Linked DNA regions of Homo sapiens: region 1 is linked to region 2. A link is a loop called in an ENCODE intact Hi-C map of the cell type or tissue named here. Cell type or tissue: chondrocyte. All regions are shown on one strand. Each heading gives the region's core, and the rest is flanking DNA. Links, peaks and the distances in the headings are about the cores only. Region 1 overlaps DNAH9 (dynein axonemal heavy chain 9). Region 2 overlaps ZNF18 (zinc finger protein 18).

Region 1 (8,000 bases), core at 1-8,000, 56 kb after region 2:
TGCTGACTGTGGCATACGTATGCGGTATGTGCCTGTGTTCATAGCCACCAACACGGAGTGGGAGGGGTGAGTGACCTGAGTGATCTTGGCACAAGACCATGCTCCTCCAGGGATATTTAGAATCACCCACAGAAACTTTACCAAAAGTTGGCTAAGGTCTTGCCTGAAATTTTGCTCCATGAAAAACGGCTTTGTCAGGCCAGGCGCGGCGGCTCACGCCTGTAATCCCAGCACTTTGGGAGGCCCAGGTGGGCGGATCACGAGGTCAGGAGATCAAGACCATCCTGGCTAACAGGGTGAAACCCCGTCTCTACTAAAAAAAATACAAAAATAAAATTAGCCGGGCTTGGTGGCGGGCGCCTGTAGTCCCAGCTACTCGGGAGGCTGAGGCAGGAGAATGGCGTGAACCCGGGAGGCGGAGCTTGCAGTGAGCAGAGATAGCGCCACTGCACTCCAGCCTGGGCGCCAGAGCAAGACTCCATCTCAAAAAAAAAAAAAAAAAAAAAAAAAAAATGGGTTTGTCAACATCCCAAGTGAAAACAACCAAATAACTGTCCCAGATGTTATTTGTAGAAAACAGCAACACACAGAATGACTGAACCAATCATCAAGAATCGAAAGATCTCCAAAGGCTCCATTTGATTATTAATTTGAGGCTAGAAATCCCGTATCTCTCAACTTAAACAGGGCAGGCTTGGGGCATAGGACCAGATTTGACATGAGCTCAGCTGTCTAAGCCCTTTTGCCTCAGCCCCTGCCTGCAGCCCATGGTGATGTCCCAGCAGAGGCTTCCCTGGTGGTGCAGGTCGGCGTGGGAGGAATACCCAGGGCCCTGTGAGCACCCTCACGACATCAGAAGCACAGAGCAGAGTCTCACCTGATGATAACCATTGTAGTCCATGTTGCCTGGGAGTGGGAACCCTGGGGCCAAAGACAGTTCTCCTTCTAACATTTCTGGTCGAATGAATTCCCCCAGGTAGGTTCTGCAGAGTCTTCTGTCCCAGTCATCTGTGATATGGCCTCCATACATGATCTCTCCAAACAGGTAGCGCAAATCATCATAGGGGACCTGAGTGATGGGGGAAAGAAAGAGAGGAAGGAAGAAAGACCTCCACACAGGCGTCGGGGCTGGCCTCCCATCTGGGCAGCACAGAAAGCCACAAGAGAGGGACGCTTCTTGAGATTGAGAGCAATGTCTTATTTTTCTCCATACCCTCAGTGCCCAGCAGGGTTAGGGGTGTTTGGGGAGTTCATTAAAAGCCTGAAGAAGGCCGGGCGCGGTGGCTCACGCCTGTAATTCCAGCACTTTGGGAGGCCGAGGCGGGTGGATCACCTGAGATTGGGAGTTCAAGACCAGCCTGACCAACATGGAGAAACCCCATCGCTACTAAAAATACAAAATTAGCTGGGTGTGGTGGTGCATGCCTGTAATCCCAGCTACTCGGGAGGCTGAGACAGGAGAATCTCTTGAACCCGGGAGGCGGAGGTTGTGGTGAGCTGAGGTCATGCCATTGCACTCCAGCCTGGGCAACAAGAGCGAAACTCCATCTCAAAAAAAAAGAAGAAAAAAAAAAGCTTGAAGAATTACATCAAAGAGTGAAGACAGGAAAGTTGCCAACCCCACGCCCCATATATATATGCCTTCCCTCTTTCAAGCTTTTTAACTGTGACAGTGAAGGCAGGCTCTACCTAGAAATTCTTTAAATAGGTGAATGTCAAATGGAGAAAAGTGAGGACCAGAGTACTTTTCTAATTTTCTGCCTTTAATGACAAGATTAACTGTCCCCTTTGAAAGTTCAAAGGGAATAAACAAAGCCCACAAGTTCATTGGTGTGAGACTTAGGGAGGGAGGTCACTGGAGGAAAGCCAGCAATGAAAGATTACTGTTGAGTGGGCTTCCCAGGCCCAAGGGCTGGAGACAGAAGGATTTCTCAGGGCATCTGGGCCTGGTTCGTTTTCCCCACGAGGAAGAGGTGGTGGCCCTGTTGACTCTGTGTTTGGCTCCTGAACTAGAATAACCTTGACGAGGTGAATATTCCCTTAACTGGAAGAGCACTGATTGTTAGCGAAGTTTGGGAACTTATATCAGGCGAGTGTGAAGTCTCTTCCTGCTGATCACAGTCTACCTGCCATGCTGTGAAGACATAGGTATGGTCTGGTGGGGCCCGGGACAAACTCTCATGGGACTGACTCACTGTGTGAGTCTCTAGTTAGACTTCCTGAGCGTCCATGGCTCTCACCTCACAGTTGTACTATTCTCAGCCTTTGGGTTAGTCCTGGGGTTGGCACTGCCTCATCCCACCTGTGTGGGGTGCAGCCCTTCTGTGTGCTCATGCCCCTTCTGTAGGATAGCACTGCATCATCCCTCCTTAACGTGCATACGAATTACCAGAGAATCTCGTTAAAATGCGCTGATTCAGTAAGTTTGGGTGGGACCTGAGATTCTGCATTTCTAACTAGCTCCCAGGTCCTGCCAATGATGTTGATGCATGGGCTCCGATTTGTACTATCAAGGTTTCAAATAATCTGGCTGTCAGGTAATGGGGAGTGGGGCTTGGAACATGACCATGTGTTACACTCTTAAATTATGGTCCCCGAATCAGCAGCATCTGCATCACGAGGGAGCTTGTTAGAAATGCACATTCTCAGGCCCCATCCTAGACCCCTCTGATTCACCCCTCAAAATTAAATAATTTTAACCCTCTCCCAACCTGGCTGGTCCCTGAATGTCCATGGCCTTTACCTTTGCGTTGGCCTCCAGGAAGTTGTAGAGGACATTCACAGAGATAGTGAGGTCTCCAGTGTTAAAGGGGTATGAGCGATTCCATCCCTGGGGCCCAAATTTTCGTCTTTCTGCCACCACCGCATGGAAGTAACAAAGAGCAAAGAGGATGCTCTTAAACTCCGTCTCCCGAGAACACATCTCCAGAGTGTCCTGAAATGAGAGTGTCGCTTTTAAGGTTCGCACACAACTTCTCTTATACGGGGCTGGCTAGGGTGAGGTTACAATCAGGGTTCGTGTTGGAAAACATTACCATATATTCTGGTTTGGGTTTGAGTTACAGCGAGACTACAGCCTGGGGGGAACGTGTGGAAGGGTCAGGTTAGCTGAGCATTGAATTAAGGTTTAGATTCAGGTGATAATAGGGTTTGGTTTAGGGTTCAAGTTTATGCATACGGATGTGCTAATAAAGTTCACTAATGTAGCTGATGGGGATCAGGGTGACATGCAATAAGAATGTTATGTACCGGGGTGTGGGGTGTGGGTGCACATGCCATGGCACCATCTCTAATATCTTCCCTTCCTACCATGCTTTTCTTGCCTGTTGTGGAACCTTAGCAGGTGTAATCACTGCCTGGGAGTTAAGCTGGGAAAAAGAGTACAGGGGGTACTGAATGTGTTTTGCTCCTTGAATCTTTGTGGAAGCTTCCCGCCCAGAGTTGGGCTGCTGGACTCCTACACTACAAGGGTGTCACACAGTCAGTAAAATCTTCTGAGACTCTGACTGTTACATGGTCTTCATCTTACTTTAGGCTTAAACCAGACCCCAAAGGTTTATGTTGGTTTAGGTGGCACAGTCATCCTGTTGGATGGCCCATCTCAAATAACCTGCATGACCCATCTGACACATGTGAGCTGGCAGGGCTTCTGGGAAACCTGAGATGCACTGGTACTATGACAAGATGACAACCAAGAAGAAAACCTCCCTAGCAGCTGCTGGAACCCTCTCCTTGAATTCCACCCAGGCGTGGTGTGGCAGATGGATTTTAAGGTGATCCGATGGCCTCCACTCTGCTACAATTCAGGCCTTTGGGTACTCTCCTGCCCAGGGAGGTGGAACTCCCAAGAGAGAACCAAAAAGAAATAGTGCCTTCTTGAGAAGATCAAAGAGGCCTGGGCCGCAGACTTTGACAGTACAACTTCATATACAAAGTTGGCCACCACGGGCTTGGACCTGGCTTCAAATAAATACGCTACAACATAAGCCTTGAAATTCCCCATAATGGAAACGTAGTGGTCTGCATTTGAACACTTGATATTCTGAGTCTCTCTGGAGCACAGTATTCTCAAACTTGACTGTGTATAAGAATCTCCTGGAGGGTTCATTAAAACAGATTCCTGGGCCCCAGCCCAGAGTTTCAGATTGGGGCCTAAAAATCTGCAATTTTTTTTTTTTTTTTTGGAGATGGAGTCTCACTCTGTCGCCCAGGCTGGAGTGCAGTGGCACAATCTCGGCTCACTGCAAGCTCCGCCTCCCAGGTTCACGCCATTCTCTTGCCTCAGCCTCCCAGGTAGCTGGGACGACAGAAAAATCTGCATTTCTAACAAGTTTCCAGGTGATGCTGATGCTGCTGGTCCAGGGGCCATACTTTAGGGGGTCTAACATGCAGTTACATTTCAAATCCATATCCCCACTACCTAACACCTGGATTCTTTGAACCCTTGATACTCAAGATTCATGTAGACGTCAAGTGATATCATCTGATTGACAGTATCATCTCTCTGCCTGAAGATAGCCCATCAGTGTGTGACCCAGTGTATCTTATCAATGAGATGTATAACAACGTGCCCTTCTTCATCTTGGAATATTAGGTAACAGTAAACTTGCAGAAGGCTTCCCCACATCTCTTGCCAAAGAAATGTCCTGAGCTCTACTCCCCTGGGGTTATCTGGCAATGGAGAGTGGGGTTGCCCTGAGTGGGCATCAGGTGGGAACATTTTACCCACATCAGCATTGCTCCGTAGCCCAACCAGCACCCGACTCCCTTCTGAGTTGCATGCTCTCCCCCCACCAGTTTGCATCAGCTGACTGTGAGGTGTGCTGCTGTTTTTGCCTCCCTCCCGGGGCCGTACCTGAGTGAAGTTGTCCAGGGCCTTGTGCAGGTTGGCATGCATGCCCGTGGGGGGCTCATTGGTGATCTTAATGGAGTTCTCCAGGATGCCCTGGGGGATGATGTGGCCCTCAGGGGAGGGTGCTGGCTCTGCACTCATGAAGACCCTGAACTCTGGGTGGCTGTTCTCACTGTGCTCCTCCAGCTTCTTCTCCAGGGTGCTGAGCCACTTGGCCACCAGGTGAATGTTCTAGTGGGAAGGAAGGAGCCCCCCCTCAATACAGGCATCTGCTTAGCTCTGTTAGCAGTAAATAGTTGTCAGGAAGGCAGCCAGAGGGGGGACTGGTCTTAGCATCACATAATTTTTAAAAATTGTGGTAAGACGTAACAGAAAATTTACCATCTGAAACCCTTTTTAAGTGGACAGTTAATGGCGTTACGTGCACTCACATGTTGTGCAACTCAATGACTTTTAATGGCAGAAGTGTCTTAAATCACATCATAGAAAAGAGTTCTGGGATGCCCAGTAGTGAGGACCTCCCAGTATTCTGCAGTTAAACTCTTATCTCTTGCTATCCTAAGGCTTTCCAGCATAATGTTTTTAAACTTGCCTGTGCATGGGAATAACCTGAAGGGCTTCTTAAAATACAGATTCTTGTGCCCCAGCCCAGAGTTTCAGATTCAGCAGGTCCAGGATGGGGCCTGAGAATGTGCATTTCTAACAAGCTCCCTGGTGATGCAGATGCTACTGGTCTGGAGACCACAATTTAAGAGTGTAACACGGCCAGGCACGGTGGCTAACACCTGTAATCCCAGCACTTTGGGAGGCTGAGGCAGGCGGATCACGAGGTCAGGAGATCGAGACCATCCTGGCTAACACGGTGAAACCCCGTCTCTACTAAAAATACAAAAAATTAGCTGGGCATGGTGGTGGGCGCCTGTAGTCCCAGCTACTCAGGAGGCTGAGGGAGGAGAATGACATGAACCCGGGAGTCGGAGCTTGCAGTGAGCCAAGATCACGCCACTGCACTCCAGCTTGGGCGACAGAGTGAGACTCCGTCTCAAATAAAAAAAAAAAAAAAAAAAAAAAAGGCTGTAACACTTGGTCATCTTCCAAGTCTAACTCCCCATTACCTGACAGCTAGATTATTTGAAACCTTGATGGTACAAATTGGAGCTCATGGATCAACATTGTTGGCAGTACCTGGGAGCTAGTTAGAAATGCAGAATCTAAGGTCCTGCCCAAACTTACTGAATCAGCGCCTTTTAATGAGATCCTCCGGTAATTGGTACATACGTTAACATTTGAAAGGCACTGATTTAAACTCTTTCTAGCTAGCTTTCCTGAGTCTTCTCTCTCCACTCTCCAAACCACTCTGTTAATTGTTGCCAAACTTATCTTCCTGAAACACACTGAGTCATTGCTGCTCAAAGACCAAACAAGGCTCTCTACTCTAATCCCAAGCTCCTCTGTCTGGTCTTTGAGCCTGTCTCCTCCTCCCAACGTTTGATTGCTGTCTGTCTATCTATCAAAACCTACATTTGTTTCTTACCAGTGCTTTGCAGAATGCACCTTTCACTGTAGTAAGGGGAGTCACCCGGCTTCATTGCAATGTGTTTCATTATAATGGATAGATAAAAGCTCCTTGATAAATATTTGAGGAAGTAAGCATGCAAAGCCTTAAATACACAGATCAGAGCTGAGCCCAGCACTTGGACCACAGTAATTTGGTCTTTGAGTGCTGCCTTCTCTTCTATAAGAAGAGAAATAACAATAACGTTTGCTATACTTATTTCAGAGTGGCTGCAGATAACCAAAGAAATGGATTTGAAAGGGTTTTGTAGGACTGGGTGCAGTGGCTCACATATGTAATCCCAGCACTTTGGGAGGCCAAGGCGGGTGGATTGCTTGAGGCCAGGAGTTCAATACCAGCCTGGCCAACATGGTGAAACCCCATCTCTACAAAATAAATAAATAAATGAATGAATGAATAAATAAATAAATAAATAAATAAATAAATAAAGGATTTTGTATACTGTAAAATGCTATGTAAGGGATAGTAGTAGTTGTTGAGATGAAAATTGGTGAAATTAAATAATTTACTTATAATCAAATCAATTGGAGCAGAGTGTTTAGTGGGCTACTTGAGAGCCAGGGTTTCTTTTAGCCAGCATCACCAGCAACCTACATGTGGGTAATTTGGCTGCTCCTTTAGAAACTCCAAGTTCTGCTACTGGGCAGGTCTAGGAGAAGGAATGTCTGTTGCTTGTGTATAGAACCCTGGGGTGGATTCAGAGATCCTCGAGGCTGCCCCACAGGGTTGATGGGCTTGGGTTGGGAAATCCACACAATAGCTCCTACAGCCAGGAAGGAAGAGCGGGAAGACTGTGAGCCTTGCTTTCTCACCCAGGACCAGAGAAGCCAGCTCTCCCAGAAGAGAAGCCCTAGTTCATCTGGGTCAGGGTCCTCAGGCAGCATTTCCCAAAAGTGTGCCATGGGATGTTAAAAGATGTTAGATCCATAAAGAAGGTCTGTGTTCCTGCACACCTACAACCATCAGATCTTCGACAAACCTGACAAAAACAAGCAATGGCGAAAGGATTCCCTATTTAATAAATGGTGCTGGGAGAACTGGCTAGCCATATGCAAACAAATGAAACTAGACTCCTTCCTTATACCTTATAAAAAATTAACTCAACACAGATTAAAGACTTAAACATAAAATCCAAAACTATAAGAACCCTAGAAGAAAATCTAGCAATATCAGTCAGGACATAGGCATGGGCAAAGATTTTATGACAAAAATGCTAAAAGCAATTGCAACAAAAGCAAAAATTAACAAGTGGGATCTGATTAAACTAAAGAGCTTCTTCCCAGGAAAATAAACTATCATCAGAGTGAAAAGACAACTTATGGAATGGGAGAAAATTTTTGCAATTAGACCTGACACAAGTCTAATATCCTGAGTCTACAAGGAACTTAAACAAATTTACAAGCAAAAAAACAAACAACCTCATTAAAAAATGGGCAAAGAACATGAACTGACACTTCTCAAAAGAAGATATTCATTGTGGCCAACAAACATATGAAAAGAAGCTCAACATCGTTGATCATTAGAGAAATGCAAATCAGAACCACAATGAGATACCATCTCACGCCAGTCAGA
Region 2 (16,463 bases), core at 4,360-12,359:
TGAACTCCTGACCTCAAATGATCCCCCTGCCTTGGACGCCCAGAATGCTAGGATTACAGGCGTGAGCCACTGCGCTCAGACCTGGGTTTCTTTTTAAGCAAAAAATAAATTTAATGAGGACCACATAAAAAACATTTGGTATTGGATTACGGTTGCAAGGGTCCATTTATACAAGGATTTTCATCTGCCTCTGTGACTCCTGCGACTGCAAGACCAACCCTTCCTTCTCCTTCTCCTGTTCCTTGTCCTCTTCAGGCTACTCAGTGTGAAGATGATGAAGGTGACCACCTTTATGGTGATTCACTTCCACTTAGTGAATAGTAAATGTAGTTTCTCTTCCTTATAATTTTCTTTTTCTTTTTTTTTTGAGACGGAGTCTCGCTCTGTCGCCCAGGTTGGAGTGCAGTGGCACGATCTCAGCTCACTGCAAGCTCTGCCTCCCAGGTTCATGCCATTCTCCTGCCTCAGCCTCCCGAGTAGCTGGGATCACAGGCGCCCGCCACCACGCCTGGCTAATTTTTTGTATTTTTAGTAGAGAAGGGGTTTCACCGTGTTAGCCAGGATGGTCTCGATCTCCTGACCTTGTGATCCAGCCACCTCAGCCTCCCAAAGTGCTGGGATTACAGGCGTGAGCCACCTGGCCTGGCCTCTTCCTTATAATTTTCTTAATAATATTTTGTCTAACTTACTTTATCACAAAAATACAGTAACATGCAAAATGTATGTTAATCAACTATTTAAGGCATCAGTCAATAGACTGCTAAGCTTTTGGGGAATCAGAAGTTATATATGGATTTTCTACTGTGTGGGGGGTTGGCGCCCCTATCTCCTGCATTATTCAATGGTCAACTGTAATTCTTTTGACTTCGCTTTTTCCTTTCTCAGGCCCTTGAAAAAAAATTGTTTTTCTTTTTTAGTTTTTAAATGATTTTCCAATGTCGGATAAATTATTTTGGTGAAACGGTAAGGATGAAGACATTGTTTCCTACACCTTAAGAAATAAGCAGCTACAAAAAGCTAGAGTATTGTACTGATCTCTGATTAAGCCAGATCCTCAAGTGATGGGGTATCTTTTTTTAAAAATTGCTGTGATTAGTCTTAGGGAGAAATGATGACCACCAAATTCTTCATAACATTTAAGGATTTACCCAGTAATCCTATATTGTGATTACTTGCAAGAAAGTTAACTAGAAGTAGTGGATGATCCTTTTTAGAATAATATTATTTGCGATTTAATATTTCTCTTTCTACTGTCTTAGTTGTGATCTTCTAAAATTTGATACCATTCACATAAAATAGTGATTATTTATATCAACACCATAGGAGTATTTTCAAGGTAGTTAGTCTTCTCAACCCTCTTTTTTTTTTTTTTTTTTTTTTTTGTGAGACGGAGTCTCTCTCTGTCCCCCAGGCTGGAGTGCAGTGGCGCGATCTTGGCTCACTGCAAGCTCCACCTCCTGGGTTCACCCCATTCTTCTGCCTCAGCCTCCTGAGTAGCTGGGACTACAGGTGCCCGCCACCATGCCCGGCTAATTTTTTGTATTTTTTTTTAGTAGAGACGGGGTTTCACCGTGTTAACCAGGATGGTTTCGATCTCCTGACCACGTGATCCACCTGCCTCGGCCTCCCAAAGTGCTGGGATTACAGGCGTGAGCCACCATGCCCAGCCTTCTCACCCTCTTTAACCCCAAGGTTGAAAGTGTCAGGTATGATACTTGTTTTTTTCATAAATTCTCAAATAGACCTATTTTAATATGGCACTCAAAAGACCTCTCTTGGAAGTTTCATTACACCTTTTTGGTATACTTTTGGAAGTACTTTTGGTACCTTTTGGAAGACTTAACTTGTTCTCTTTAACCTCCTATTTATTACAGAAGCATGTAGGCATTAGCTTTTATTCCTAGGGCATTAATATCTTTTTCCAGCTTTATTTTTTAGTATGCAGATATATAGATGAAGATGTAGAAGTGTTTTGTAGAAGAGCCGTTTACCTGGAAACCTATAGTGAAAAAGTTTCGTATGGTGCATTTTATTCTTCATTTTGTCTGGACATTTGAAGACCAAGAAAGAACATTATAAAATGGGCAGGGAAATGGTGGCTGTTTAGATACAGTATCAGTAGTTTGCTTTGTGGCTTCAAGTTTATAATCTTTCAAAATAGAATCGTGTATCCATTGAGCAATTTCAAAAGCTCCATAGTTGACCCCATGGCTTCTCGGGTAGGGCATGTGAATTTGTTCTTTCTGAAAATGTGTCCCCTTCCTCTGTGTAGCACTCAATCTCATTCCCTTTTTAGTGTCCTGGTGAAGACCTAGTTCTTGCCGGAGACAATTCCACTGCAGAAGCACTTTACTTAAAAGGACTTGCCAGGCTGGACAATGCCCGTTGACTTGGGGCAGGCCCTAGGCCTGCTGCCATCGCTGGCGAAGGCCGAGGACTCCCAGTTCTCAGAATCAGATGCTGCCCTTCAAGAGGAACTCTCCAGCCCTGAGACCGCACGCCAGCTTTTCAGGCAGTTCCGTTACCAGGTGATGTCTGGGCCTCATGAGACCTTGAAGCAACTTCGGAAGCTCTGTTTCCAGTGGCTACAGCCAGAGGTTCACACCAAAGAGCAGATCCTAGAGATCCTCATGTTGGAGCAGTTTCTGACCATCCTGCCTGGGGAGATCCAGATGTGGGTGCGGAAACAGTGTCCAGGAAGTGGAGAAGAGGCAGTGACCCTTGTGGAAAGCTTGAAGGGGGACCCCCAGAGACTGTGGCAATGGGTAAGCAGAGGGTATTATGATCTGCGAGTGAAACACAGGGCTCCTCTCTGGTCCCATCAGGTGTGTTGTCTTTTTTCTGATACCACTTATGACACAAAATGGGTGGGGCTTTTCACACCAATGGCCAATTCTGTGATTCTCTAACACCAGTACAGTGTCCAGCAATTCAGTTCTGAAGCTAACTCTGGAGGTTCAGGGCTCAATCCAAGACTGCTCCTGTTCTCAGATGCCAGTCACAAGTCCCAGGGGCCACCTGTACTTCTGACAAATTGGCTATAAATTCGGAGGTTCCCACAGTCTTCTCTTCAAGTTTGATAATTAGTTAGAATGACTTACAGAACTCAGGGAAGGATTTTACTTCCTGTTACTGACTTACTCTAAAGGATACAACTCATTAACAGCCAGAGAGAAGAGCTGCATAGAGCAAGGTGTGGGGGAAAGAGCGTGGAGCTTCCATGCTTCTCCTGGCGTGCTACGTTACCAGTACCTCCATGAGGTCACCAACCTGGAAGCTTCCTGAACCTCATGGTTTAGGGATTTTTATGGAGGCTTCACTGCTTTGGCACACTTGATACAGTCATTTGCCGTTGGTGATTGAGTATCTCCAGCTGCCCTCCCCTCCTCAGAAGCTGGGTGGAGATACTGAAAGTTCCAACCTTTTAATCTCAAGGTTGGTTCCTCTGGCAACCAGCCCCCATCCTGAAGCTATCTAGGAGCCTAGCATAAACTCAGGTGTGGTTGAGAAGGGCTCCTTATGAATAACAAAGACTCTTCTTTCACCTGTCCCTCAAGAAATTACCAGGGTTTTAGGAGCTCTGCGGGAATGGGAACTGGGGACAAAGACTAAATGTGTATTTCTTATTATACCACAGCTGGGTTCCCCCATACCTCACGTAATTCTAACACTCTCTGACTCTCAACACTCTTTAGCTATTGAGGATTGAGGGTAAAGTCTCCCAGCGCATTCCACCTTTAGACTAGAATGTTTGAGAAGTTATTTAAAAGATGCCTGAGTTTTCATTGGTGGCGCATATCCAGTAGAAGCACGTTAGTGGCATGTCTTGAAGGTCTCCCACGCCTGATTCGGGCCTCAGCTTTTGGTGTCTTTTGGGACGTTTCTTTCCCTGGTTCCTGCTGGACTAGAAATAAAAGCTGGTTTTCTCTTTCTCCACATCCTTAGAAATTGTCTTATGATCTGTTGTAGAGAGTAAGCTTTGTGTCTTTTAGAGATCCTTACTCTGGATTCTTCAGTAATTACTAATTAATATATGGTCTCTAGATCAGTATCCAGGTTCTAGGACAGGACATCTTATCAGAGAAGATGGAATCTCCAAGCTGCCAAGTGGGGGAAGTGGAGCCCCATCTTGAAGTGGTGCCTCAGGAGTTGGGACTTGAGAATTCATCCTCAGGGCCTGGGGAGCTTCTGAGCCACATCGTGAAAGAGGAATCTGACACAGAAGCAGAACTAGGTGAGGATGGTGCTGTGTGGTGTTCTCTTGGAGAGATTTTGGGATTGTGATTAGTAGGCCTAAGTGAGTTGAAATGGTATGCTGCTCAGATTGGCGTATCCCTGAGAGGTTTGCAAACAGGTTAGACCTAAATAAACCGCTCTTGTTTGGAGAGTCAAAGTCTGTGTTTTAAACTGCTTTATGACTGGGCCAGACCATTTGGATTTTGGCTCTGAGGAAGGAGGTGGGAGAACATATGGGTGAGACTGGAATGTTGGAGGGGGTTGGAGTGTGTCAGGGAGATAAACACAAGTCTTGAAATATAGATGGCAGTACAGGTATTGTTCAGGTATTGTTCTGATTTGTGAAGATTGTTATCTGCGCCCTCTGGGGAGTGGTTAAGGAAGACATCCAGATTCTGAAAACTTCCTCTCCTCACTTCAGCCCTGGCTGCCTCCCAGCCTGCCCGACTGGAGGAAAGGCTGATCAGAGACCAGGACCTCGGAGCCTCACTGCTCCCAGCAGCACCTCAGGTGAGCTGACGTACAAAAGCGATGAAAAGGAAACTTTTTACCTTTTATAATCTCATCCTCCTGCTTCTCTTCACCCCATTCTCCATCCTGAGGAAACCTCTGATCTGCTGTCTGTCACCATATGTTAGTTTACTTTTTCTAGAGTTTTGTAAAAATAGAATCATGCCAAATGTACTCTTATCTTTGTTCTTATGCATATAATGTGTATATATATACATATATATATATTTGCTTATTTCAGTGTATTCTCATTTTTTAAAACAATTTGATTTTGATGTGCCTTGGAGTCATTTTCACATTTCATGTAATTGGGATTTATTGAGTTTCCTAGCTCTGTGGGTGTATGGTTTTCACTAAACTTGGAAAATTTTTGGCCATTATTTCTAAAGCATTTTTTTTTCTGTCTCGCTTATTTCTCCTCTCCTTTAAGGACTTGGGAAATAATACCTGTGGAATGTGTATAATGATAATGTATATACATGTATCAGAGCTCTTCAAGTTGTCCCACAGCTTACTGATTGTTTTTCTGTTTTTGAAGTCTTGGTGTTTTATTTTGGACAATTTCTGTATGTCTTAAAGTTCATTAATCTTTTCTTTTATAGTATCTGATCTGCTGTTAATCTCATCCAGTATATTTTTCATTCTGTTATTGAAGTCTTGGTCTTTTATTTTGGACAATTTCTGTTTGTCTTCAAGTTCATTAATCTTTTCTTTTATAGTATCTGATCTGCTGTTAATCTCATCCAGTATATTTTTCATTCTGTTTTTGAAGTCTTGGTGTTTCATTTAGGACAGTTTCTATTTTGATGTCTTTAAGTTCATTAGTCTTTTCATCTCACAGCATCTAATCTGCTGTTAATCTCTTCCAGTATATTTTTCATTTTAGATGAATTTTTCACCTCTAGAAGTTTGATTTGGGGCTTTATTGTATCTTTCATGTCTATACTTAATGTGTTCAATTTTTTCTCTAGCTTCTTGAACATATGGAATATAGTTGTATTTGTATTAATATCCTTATCTACTGATTACTACCTGCATTGGTTCTGGGTCAGTTTTGATCAATGATTATTCTCATTATGAGATGTATTTTCCCACTTCTTTGTATGCCTGGTAATCTTTGTCTTTTTCGTTTGTTTTGAGACAGGGTTTCACTTTGTCTCCCAGGCTAGAGTGCAGTTGTGCAGTCATAGCTCACTGCAGCCTTGACCTCCCGGGCTCAAACCATACTCCTGCCTCAGCCTCCTGAGTAGCTAGAACTACAGGCATGTGCCACAATGCTTGGCTAATTTTTTTTTTTTTTTTTGAGACAGGGTCTTGCTGTGTTGCCTAGGCTGGAGTGCAGTGGCGCGATCTCAGCTCACTACAACCTCCGACTTCTTGGTTCAAGCAATTCTCCTGCCTCAGTCTCCTGAGTAGCTGGGATTACAGGCGTGTGCCACCATGCCTGACTAATTTTTGTATTTTTAGTAGAGATGGGGTTTCACCATGTTGACCAGGCTGGTCTCGAACTCCTGACCTCAAGTGATCCACCCAGCTGGGTCTCCCAGAGTGCTGGGATTACAGGCGGGAGCCACCATGCCCGGCCTGCTTGGCTAATTTTTAAATTTTTGTGTGTCTTACTATGTTGCCCGTGCCTGGTAATCTTTGATTGGGTATCACATTGGTGGGGTGCTATATATTTTTGTATTACTATAAATGTTCTTGAACTTTGCTATGGGGTGCAGTTATTTGGACACAGTTTATTACATGGCACCAGAGAAACATTTAGTCGAGGATTATTCTTTCCATGCTAAGGCACTTCCCTTCTGAGTATTCTGAGTAATCTGATGCCCCTTCATATACCAGGTTTTCCACTTTGCCTGGTGGAAATACGAACTGTTTCCAGCACTGTGTGAACTCAGGGGATTGTTCCCTCTGATTCTTTTGGGTGGTTATTTTCCAGACTTTGCGGGGACGCTCTGTAGATCTCTGGAGCTTTCTCTTTGTGCAGTTTCCTTCTCTCCAGTTTTTCTACCCTGTCGATTCTAAGGATCTTGGCATTTCCAGACTCTGAGCTCCTTCTGCTCAACTCAGGGAGGCTGCCTGGCTCAGCCTGGGTTTCCCTTCCTGTGCTGCTGCCTGGATCCTCTGTCTAGGCAGTAAGTTTGGATAACTAGAGCTCACTGAATTTGCTTTCCCACTTTCAGGGATCTTGTTCTGCTCTGCTTGTGTAATGTGAAATGTCTGAAAACTATTGTTTCATACATTTTGTCCCATTTTTAGTTGTTTCAGGCAGAAGGTAAATTCAACAATTCCTAATACTTCATTTTTGCTTGTACATAAAAGTCTCTGGGACAGATTTATGTTGATATTTAGTTAACAATTTTGAAAAGTTGTATTTTGTAAAAAATTTTTTTTTCACGAACCTATACATCTTAATTAAAACATCATTTAAAACGTTGAAGGAACTCCTCTTGGGACTTGCCTTGCAATCTGCTGTAGCGTGAATATGAAAATAGAGAAGGCAGTAGGTAATGCTGTGTTTCAGACCAGGGTCTGAGCTTCAGCTCTCCAGGCTCAGATATATAAAAACTAGAATACCAATTTCATAGTTTACTCTGGGGGAAGGTGGATGGGGAGGTGGCAGGGGAGAGAAATATCTTTTTAGTGAATCAAAGGTACCCTTCTGCCTGCTTTCAAGGTGCCCAGAAACCAAATTGTTAAGCAAGATGTTGCTTGGTGAAAAAGATTTGGGTGTTCTGTGGAATATGTCAACCAGGCTTGGAGGATTATTGTTGTTTCTGTAGTAGGTACAGAGTATCCTCACCTGTTCTGGATAACTTAAAGTCAAAAGATTTAAAATGCTCATCAGCACCAATTTGTTTTTTACAACCGTATTTACATATATATGTGTGTCTGTATTTCCCTACCTTCAGATGATAACTAGTTAGCAACCATTTAAGTCAAATGAACAAAAGTTGTCCCTACCCAATCTGAATATCCCCTCCAAACTAACAGCAATTATTTGCATCAGAAAGACTTTGATATTTAATGGAATCCTTTGGAAGTAAAAGGAATTTTTAAATTAATCACTCCCTCTAATCTCTTAAATAAGTGAGGAACTTCATAAATAATGCCAGAATAATGATACGGTATTACTATCAGTACACAGTAGTTATTTCATTAGTGGAAACCATGACTCGGTTGGAACCTCACATAGACTCCAGCAGTGCATTTACTCACCTTCCCCTGTTTTCAGACTTAAAGGAAAGGAACAGCGTGTAACTAAGTGTAAGTCAGTTGTAATATCTTATAAACCCACAAGATGGTGCCAGTTCCACACAAAAATAGAATTTTCCCATCAAATCCCATGTGTCTGTCTTTCAGGATAGAAAGTTAGGTTTTTCCGTCTCTTCTAAATATGAGAAAGAGGCAAGCTGGCTGCCATTGGCGTCTTGCCTCTTCAGTAGGAGGTTTTATTCGAAGTACCCAGCTTCTTGGCAGTTTCTTGAGTAAATTTGTGTTTTTAAGCTGGAGGTACCCTGTTAGTGCTCCTGAAGCAACTTTTCTGGTTTTTGAGTGAGCTGATTTTGACCCTTGGGGGTTTTGGTGGCTGTATCCTTTTCTGCCTTGTACTCTTCTTGGTAGTTACTGTTCTGGTGTTCATGGAATAGATCCTGTGTCAGCAAGCCAGGCAGCCAGGCAGATATTACTGTGCTTGGCAAGTGCATCCTTTTCTCTGCTAGCACTGAAGCCAAGGTCCATGTGTTCTGACCACAAAGACTGAGAACTCCTGTGTTCAGCAATGTTTGCTCAAGTGATTATTTTCAGGAGGTTGTTAAAATAGCTGCATTCACAGAAGATTAACAGAATAAGCTGCTAGCTGTTTATACTTTAAAAATTAAAAAATTTAAATTAAAGTTCACATTAAAAATGTGGTTATAGTTAATAGTTGACTGTGTAATTCAGTATATTGAGGTCGCTTTTCAGCTTCCTATCCTTCCCACCCAAAAAAGTCCAAACCCTCTTTCGTTTGTGTGTTTGGCTTAGCACCTGCTAATTGAACAGTTTTTGGTATCTCTTTTCTCCTTGAGCCATTTCCACTTCCCTTTGATGTGCTAGGGGGCAGACTTGACTTAGGACTGAGAGTGTATTAGTCCGTTTTCACACCGCTGATAAAGACATACCTGAGAATGGGCAGTTTACAAAAGAAAGAGGTTTAATTGGACTTACAATTCCATATGGCTGGGGAGGCCCCCAATCATGGTGGAAGGCAAGGAGGAGCAAGTCACATCTTTCAAGGATGGCGGCAGGCAAAGAGAGAGCTTGTGCAGGCAAACTCCCATTTTTAAAGCCATCGGATGTTATCTTATTCACTATGATGAGAACAGCACAGGAAAGAACTGCCCACTTGGTTCAGTTATCTCCCACCAGGTCCCTCTCACAATACATGGGAATTATGGGAGCTACAAGATGAGATTTGGGTGGGGACACAGAGCCAAATCATATCAGAGAGTGCCTTCCCCAAACAGTATATTGTGTACAGTAGGAGGATGACTTTGTAGTTCCTTTCCTCATTTCTATTCCCTGAAGCCTGGCTATTCATGTCTATCCACTTTGCGGTTTCTGAAAGTGTGCAGAATCCCTTAATTCTCTCTGCAAACCCTTGGGGTGAGACTGGGAGACTGCATGTGATGGTAATAATATATATTATCTACTGAGGACCTGTTTGCTAAGGGCTTTATTTCACCCTGGTAACATATATCAAGTGCCTCTTCTGTCCTGGACAGGGTCTTGGGAACTGGGAAGGTATTATACAATGGAGAGGATGACAGAGTCCTTTTCTCATGGAGCTTACATTGCTAGTAGAGGCAACAGTTAATCAAATACTTACATGTGTGCACATACATTTGTACATACACATAAATAGTTAATAAATGGATAAATACTATAAATAAAAAAAGTACAGTGTGCTATGAAAACAGGTGACACTTGCATTATTTATCTCAAACCTCACAACACTTTTTTGAGTTCAGTGCCATCATTAGGTGAGGCCTGAAACTCTGGAAGGTTAAATAACTTGCTCAAGGTTGCACAGCTAGAAAGTGGCAACGTTGGGACTTAAAACTCAGTACGTCTGACTCCAAAAAATGGGCTGCTAATCCCTTTGCTATACAATCTGAGTTTCTAATAGTCAGCTTCTTGGTAGAAGACTGAAATTTGAATTCATGAAAGCAGACCCTAGCTGTATGGTATTCCCAGTTTTGAGTCTCCAGTCTGTCGTTTCATAGGAAAAGCAGGGCTTCTTTTGGAGATTGGGACACCTTGCTCCAGAGAACCTACCAGTTTTCCACTATCTGGAAAGAAAACTAATTTAATGTTAGACTCTAAATGCAGAACTTTAAGATATTTCAAGTATGGCTATAACATCTCTCTCTTCTCTGAATATACCAATCTTTGTTTCAGGGTGAAGCTTACAATGCAGTTGACTCTTAACTACATCTTACTGATTCGCACTTGCTTTTCCAACAGATTCCTTTTTAACTTCTTTCTTTGCTTTTTGAATTTCCTGATTTTAATTAAATAGTGGGACTATCAGACTCTTCCTCCTCAAAGACGTCTAGTACAAGCACTTGAGTTAAAAAACAAAAACAAAAACAAAAAACAAATAGTACCGGCCAGGCAAGGTGGCTCACACCTGTAATCCCAGCACTTTAGGAGGCCAAGGCGGGCAGATCACAAGGTCAGGAGATCGAGACCATCCTGATGGTGAAACCCCATCTCTACTAAAAATACAAAAATTAGCCAGGCACGGTGGCATGTGCCTATAGTCCAAGCTTCCTCGGGAAGCTGAGGCAGGAGAATCGCTTGAACCTGGGAGGTGGAGGTTGCAGTGAGCAGAGATTGCTCCACTGCACTCCAGCCTGGGCGACAGAGTGAGATTCCATCTAAAAAAAAAAAAAAACCCAAATAAAAACAAATAGTATGGAAAAGGCTCCTGCCCTCTATACGTTCTCCACTTTTAAATAATTCACCTGAAGAGGTGCAGAATGTAAAGCCTAGATGTTTTCTTACCAAGGAAAGAAACACTGATATAGGGACTGTTGTTTTCCCTTTGGCCTCTTTGTCCCTTGAACCACTCTGCTGGGATTTCTCAGGTCTTGCGATGGCCAGGATCCTATGGCACGTTTCTGTCTTCTCAGCTTTCCTTTAGGCAGGGAAGGCAGGTTCAAACACCTTCATTGGAGTCATGGTATTGTATTGCTTTTTTTTTTTTTTTTCCAGGAACAGTGGAGACAACTGGATTCCACTCAAAAGGAGCAATACTGGGATCTCATGCTGGAGACCTATGGGAAAATGGTCTCAGGAGGTGAGGGTGTGGGTTAGTCTGATGGAAGGAGGTAGAAGGACTGGAAAACTGTGAGGCATTTTCCATGCACTTATAGAGACATCTGCTGAACTGAAAATCGCCAGGTGAAAGAAATCGTTAGGGACACAGTTGGGAACTGGGGCAAGTTGGAGCTAGCAGAATTAACAGTAAGAACTTCCTTGTATTGAAAGTATTCCGTGTGCCAGGAACTGTTTGTGGGTACATTGCACGGAGTAACTTCTTTAATCTATGAAATTGATGATGGTATTCTCATTTTAAGCCTGATGAAAGTGAGTGTCAGATCAAATACTTACCCACTGCCACATAGCTCATAAGTGGGCTGAGTTATGATGGAACTCAGCTGTGGCTGGTTCTGAGTCCATGCTCTTTTCTACTAAACCACACTTGTCAACCAACCATTGGTGGGATCCCCATCATGATTCTCACACCAGCCTGCCAGGTAGTCTACAGACCTTTCTGTCCACCTGCCTAGACTCTTCTTTTCATGGCCTTTACCATCTGTCAAGGTCATCCTGTGAGTACTGGTGTCTTACAAGCTCCACACACTGTTCTAAGGTGAGTTTCTGCAAGTGTCCAGAGCCTTCATATTTTCCCTCATGCGTAGGGTGCTCCTTTGAAAGACACAGCTTGAGCTCCCAGTCTTCCCTATTCATCCAGGCCCACCATACATCTTTCTCTCTATAGCAGGCATTTCCCATCCCAAATCTGACCTGACTAATTCAATAGAATTTGGGGAAGAGCTGGCAGGAATATACCTTCATGTCAATGAGAAGATCCCAAGACCCACCTGCATAGGTGAGTAATCTTTCATTGGTCTGGAATCATTTCTGACTGCCTGTCATTAAATTGGAGGTGATTGGGGAGGTGGTGAAGGAGGTCAGGGGAGGCAGAATATTCTATTACGTTGGTTATAACTAGCCATGATCTGATTGGTTTGATTTAACTATTGAGATTGAGTCTACTTATCTCTGGCTATAGGGCTGTTGACACATATTTAACTATGGAAGGAAGACCACACATCAGACCTGCTGCCTTTAATCTTGTCTGTTATTTTAGCTTTCTTTCTCTGAAAGAATTAAGATTCACACAAATTAAGACCAATACAAATAGAGTAGAATTTCATTGCAAAGGATTATGTAGCAGCCATTATTACCCTTCCTAGCAAGAAGTTAGAGTATCTAGACATAAAACAAACAGAAAAAAATGTTTTATCTAATCCCTATGCACCTAACACTTCTTAAAACAGCAGCATCAACAAATACTTCGTATAAATAATTTATTTAAGACTAGGGAAGAAGAAATCTTAACTTGTTATCTTGTAAAATAGTCATTCTTTGCTTTCTACACTTTTTCTGAAACATTGAAGTTACGTAAAAACTAATTGCGAAACCTACACACACACACACACACACACACACACACACACACACACACTTTTATATATACAGTAAATCCCAGAACCTTAGAGGAAGAAGAGGACCAAGGATGGGAATTGTAGGGCAAGCCATTCTTTCTCCCCAGTGGCATCTAATTAATTATTTTCTTTTGCTAATATACCACAGAGAGAGCAATCATTAGCTGAGATATTTGATTTTAATTTTACACAACGTATTTATCAGGCCATTTCACAAGGATTTCTTCTGGAACAGAATTTTTCAAACTGCATTGCATAACCAATTAGTGAGTCGTGAAATCATTTGATAGAGTTACAACCAGCGTTAAAAAAAAACACAATAAGATTGAAGAGGAAATATCAGATGTAGGGGTGGGTAGTGTTTCAGGAAATATTTGTTTAAAATATGTGTGCATGTACTGTGTTTCAATATTAATATATCGATTACTGCCTTAGCTTGGGCTGCTGTAACAAAATACCATAGACTAAGTTGCTTAAACAACAAACATTTATTTCTCACATTTCTGGAGGTTGGGAAGTCCAAGATCAGGGTGCCAGTATGGTTTGCTGACCTCGCTTTTCTTGCTGTGTCTTCACATAGCAGAGAGGGGGGTTGGGGAGAGGAGAGGCGGAGAGGAAGGGAGAGACTGGGAGAGGGGGAGGTGAGAGAGGGAGAGGAGGAGACAGGAAACTAATCCCATCATGAGGACTCCACCCTTAGGACCTCATCTAGACCTAATCCCTCCCTAAGGCCCCAGGCCCCATCTCCAAATACCATCATACTGGGGGCTAGGGTTTCAACGTATGAATTTGGGGGATCACAGTTTAGTCCATAGAACTTATAGTGGGTTGTAGTCAGAAAAGGTTGAAAATATTGCTTTGGAGGTTGTTGCAGTAGGATTTTTTTTTGGACAGGATTTATTTTTAAGACGAGTTTTGGGTTCATAGTAGAATTGAATGGAAGCTGCAGAGATTTCCCATATAGCTCCTAGTAGTCTGACCTTATTTGCTATATATAGCTCACTATATTCCTACTCGTTTTTTGTTTGTTTGTTTTTCCTTCATCCCACCTCTGCTGACATGGTCCCATTAGATACTGCCTTTAACCAGATGTGAGGAGTCTACAAGGGTCATCCTGCCTTGATAGGCAAAAAAAAAAAAAAAAAAAGCTATTATAGGTTCCTGTCTCTACAAAAAATGCAAAAAAAAACAAAAAACCGGGCATGGTGTGAGCACCTGTAATCCCAGCTACTTGGGAGGCTGAGGCAGGAGAATCGCTTGAACCTGGGAGGCGGAGGTTGCAGTGAGCCGAGACCGCGCCATTGCACTCCAGCCTGGGCAACAAGAATGAAACTCTGTCTCAAAAAAAAAAAAAAAAAAGAGGATATGTGGAAAGAGGTTTAGGAAGATGAATCCGGCAGCAACGTGTAGGACAGATAGGAAGGGAACACTTGGAGGAGAGAAGTCTGCAGGAAGTCAGTGCAGGAGTCGGGCTGTCCGGGGAGGAGACCTAGAATAATTGTGGAAGTCACAGTAACCAAATGGGAAAGGCCTGGTTTGAAAAATACAACAGTTTGCCAGTTTACCAAATCTGGACTCAGATCAGGGGCAAAAGTCAATATAGAGAGTGAATATGCTGTTATAGTTGACCATATGGAAGAACAGCTCCTAGTTAAAACAGGTCAGCAGGGGGCAGTCTCAAAAAGCCATATACTTACCCTGCTAATAAAAATCCAAAGGATTAAAGTTTTTAAAGTAGTTATCTGGAAGAATATAACATGCAAGAATAGTTTTAAAAAAATGTTTTGAAAGAAGAATGTTTCATGAATGTTAGATCTGAAAATATTGTCTGTTGTATTATAAAGGTAAAAAATCATTAAAATAGTGTGATTCTGATATAAAAATAGATGCACAGATCAATAGAACAGAAAAGGGAGCCTAGAAAAGAGATGCTGGTCTGTATAAGAATTTAGCATGATCAGGCTGGTGCGGTGGCTCACGTCTGTAATCCCAGCACTGTGGGAGGCTGAGGCGGGGGGATCATTTGAGGTCAGGAGTTCGAGACCAGCCTGGCTAACATGGTGAAACCCCATCTAACTACACTACAAAAATTAGCTGGGCATAGTGGCGGGCACCTGTAATCCCAGCTACTTGGGAGGCTGAGGCAGGAGAATCGCTTGAACCTGGGAGGCAGAGGTTGCAGTGAGCCAAGATCACGCCATTGCACTCCAGCCTGGGTGACAGAGCAAAACTCCATCTCAAAAAAAAAGTTTTCATGACCATGACAGATAAATGATTATTTTTGTTGATATAGAAAGAGTTAAAGAAAGTTGATAAGAAAAATGTGCTTTCCCAGTAAAATATGGGCAGCAGTCTTCGAGTATGAAAAATAGCTCATAAATGTGATAAAGATTCATCCTTTCATAACTTAAGAATTAAAATTTAAAACAATGAAAAACCACTTTTCATCCATCTAAATGGCATAAGTTTAAAAATATTCAATATTTAAGTATTGAATACCCACTTCCCCCTCTGCCCAATTTCACATATGAGAGGATGGCAGAGTTGTTCTGGAAGTTGGGTTGCCAGTAGGTGTCAAGAGCCTTAATATTTATGCCCGTTGACACAGTAATTCTACTTTGAGAAATTCCTTTGAGATATTGATGAGAAATGTGGGCAAAAACTTATGAAGAAAACTGCTGATCACAGCATTATTTGTAGTCGCAAAAACACAATAAGCAAATTAGATTTCCATGGTAGGGGAACAAATTATATGTTTATTATGACATCTTCTTGATGGGCCATTACTCAGCTCTTTAAAATGATATTTATAAAGGCTTTTTTAAAAACACGAGAAAGTACCTTTGCCATTTGAGAGGAATATATTCTAAGGCTTTTATTTTATTTTATTTTATTTTTAGATTCAGGGACATTCTAAGGCTTTTTGACTTAACAAGTTCAGATCTAGCTCTCTAGAAGATGTCTAGATCCCTGGCAGACAATTGAAAAGACACTAATATGTGAAAGAGAAAGGTAAATGGCATCTTTAGATCTATATAGTTAAAATAATTTATAAAAGTTGAAAATCCTACCACCAAAATAAAAATTTTCTATTTGCATCATTAAGTACTATAACCAAAAACCCAAGTTACGATGAGAAAAACAAACTTCCAGTTGCTAGTGTGATTTAATAAAGGGCATGTAAATACTAGATTCAAGCACAGATCAAGGGATTCACTTTTATAGTAAAGCCCCGCTGCATTGCAGCTGTGGTAAAATGACACGTGCATTTCACAGATTTTGGGCGTCTTATGAATGGGAGAGGGAGACTCTATATTACATTGATTAATGCCACCATTCACAATTAAATGCTCCATAGCTAGATATAGAACTATATGTACAATATGACACAAATTATGTCAGAAAATAGCATATACCTGCATACATATAGGTTAAATTAAAAAGACTGAAAGGAAATGTATGCTCATAGTTGTTATCTCTGGGTAGTAAGATTGAGGCGGATTTGGTTTTCTTCTGTATATATTTCTCTCTCTTCAGTTTTTTTTTTTAGTTACCATATTTATCTTTTATATATAATCAGATAAAAATCACTTTAAAAGCAGTAGTTGCCTATAATATACTTGTTTTTTTCCTGGTCCTTAAGAAATACATGTGGCTTTATTTACGGAGTGATCACTTTATGAGTACTCCTGTGTTGTTTAAAAATCCTCAGCTCCAGAGCTGAACCATTTAGCCTTGAACCCAGGACAGGGGAAGTGAGTTTGAACATTTGGGCCATATGGTAGTTTTCTTTCTCACTTACTAATGCCCTAAAAAAAAAAAAAAAAAAAAAAAAAAGAAAATGAATGTTTTATGATGACCCTCTCTTTGACATATGAGTTAGAAAACAGGGCATAGCACTTGAACCATTTCAAATCTTCTTTCTTCTTTTAG

Evidence for each region. Peaks named below come from ENCODE experiments on the same cell type or tissue, not always from the same donor. Only the 100,000 strongest peaks of a DNase experiment are listed, where the experiment ranks them.
Region 1: it touches region 2 in a loop (4-fold over the local background); 3 of 110 quality-filtered maps call a loop at or near these places.

What each region holds. Positions count from the first base shown.
Region 1 is chr17:11,926,949-11,934,948 of GRCh38, reverse strand. DNAH9 (dynein axonemal heavy chain 9) reads right to left here. Exons shown (of 69, transcript NM_001372.4): 63 at 4,856-5,083; 64 at 2,744-2,935; 65 at 878-1,069. Among named protein-coding and RNA genes, the nearest start is that of ZNF18, 67 kb to the left of the region's middle. RefSeq lists an enhancer at 5,914-6,486. In chondrocyte, for the core only: no CTCF peak of the experiment used is centred there; a DNase peak (open chromatin) is centred at 4,878.
Region 2 is chr17:11,978,745-11,995,207 of GRCh38, reverse strand. It overlaps ZNF18 (zinc finger protein 18), which reads left to right. Exons shown (of 7, transcript NM_001303281.2): 2 at 2,297-2,765; 3 at 4,045-4,234; 4 at 4,658-4,746; 5 at 11,011-11,095; 6 at 11,801-11,911. The coding sequence starts at 2,379. Among named protein-coding and RNA genes, the nearest start is that of ZNF18, 10 kb to the left of the region's middle. RefSeq lists an enhancer at 3,263-3,917. In chondrocyte, for the core only: CTCF peaks have their summits at 7,848 and 8,072 (motif pointing right); no DNase peak of the experiment used is centred there.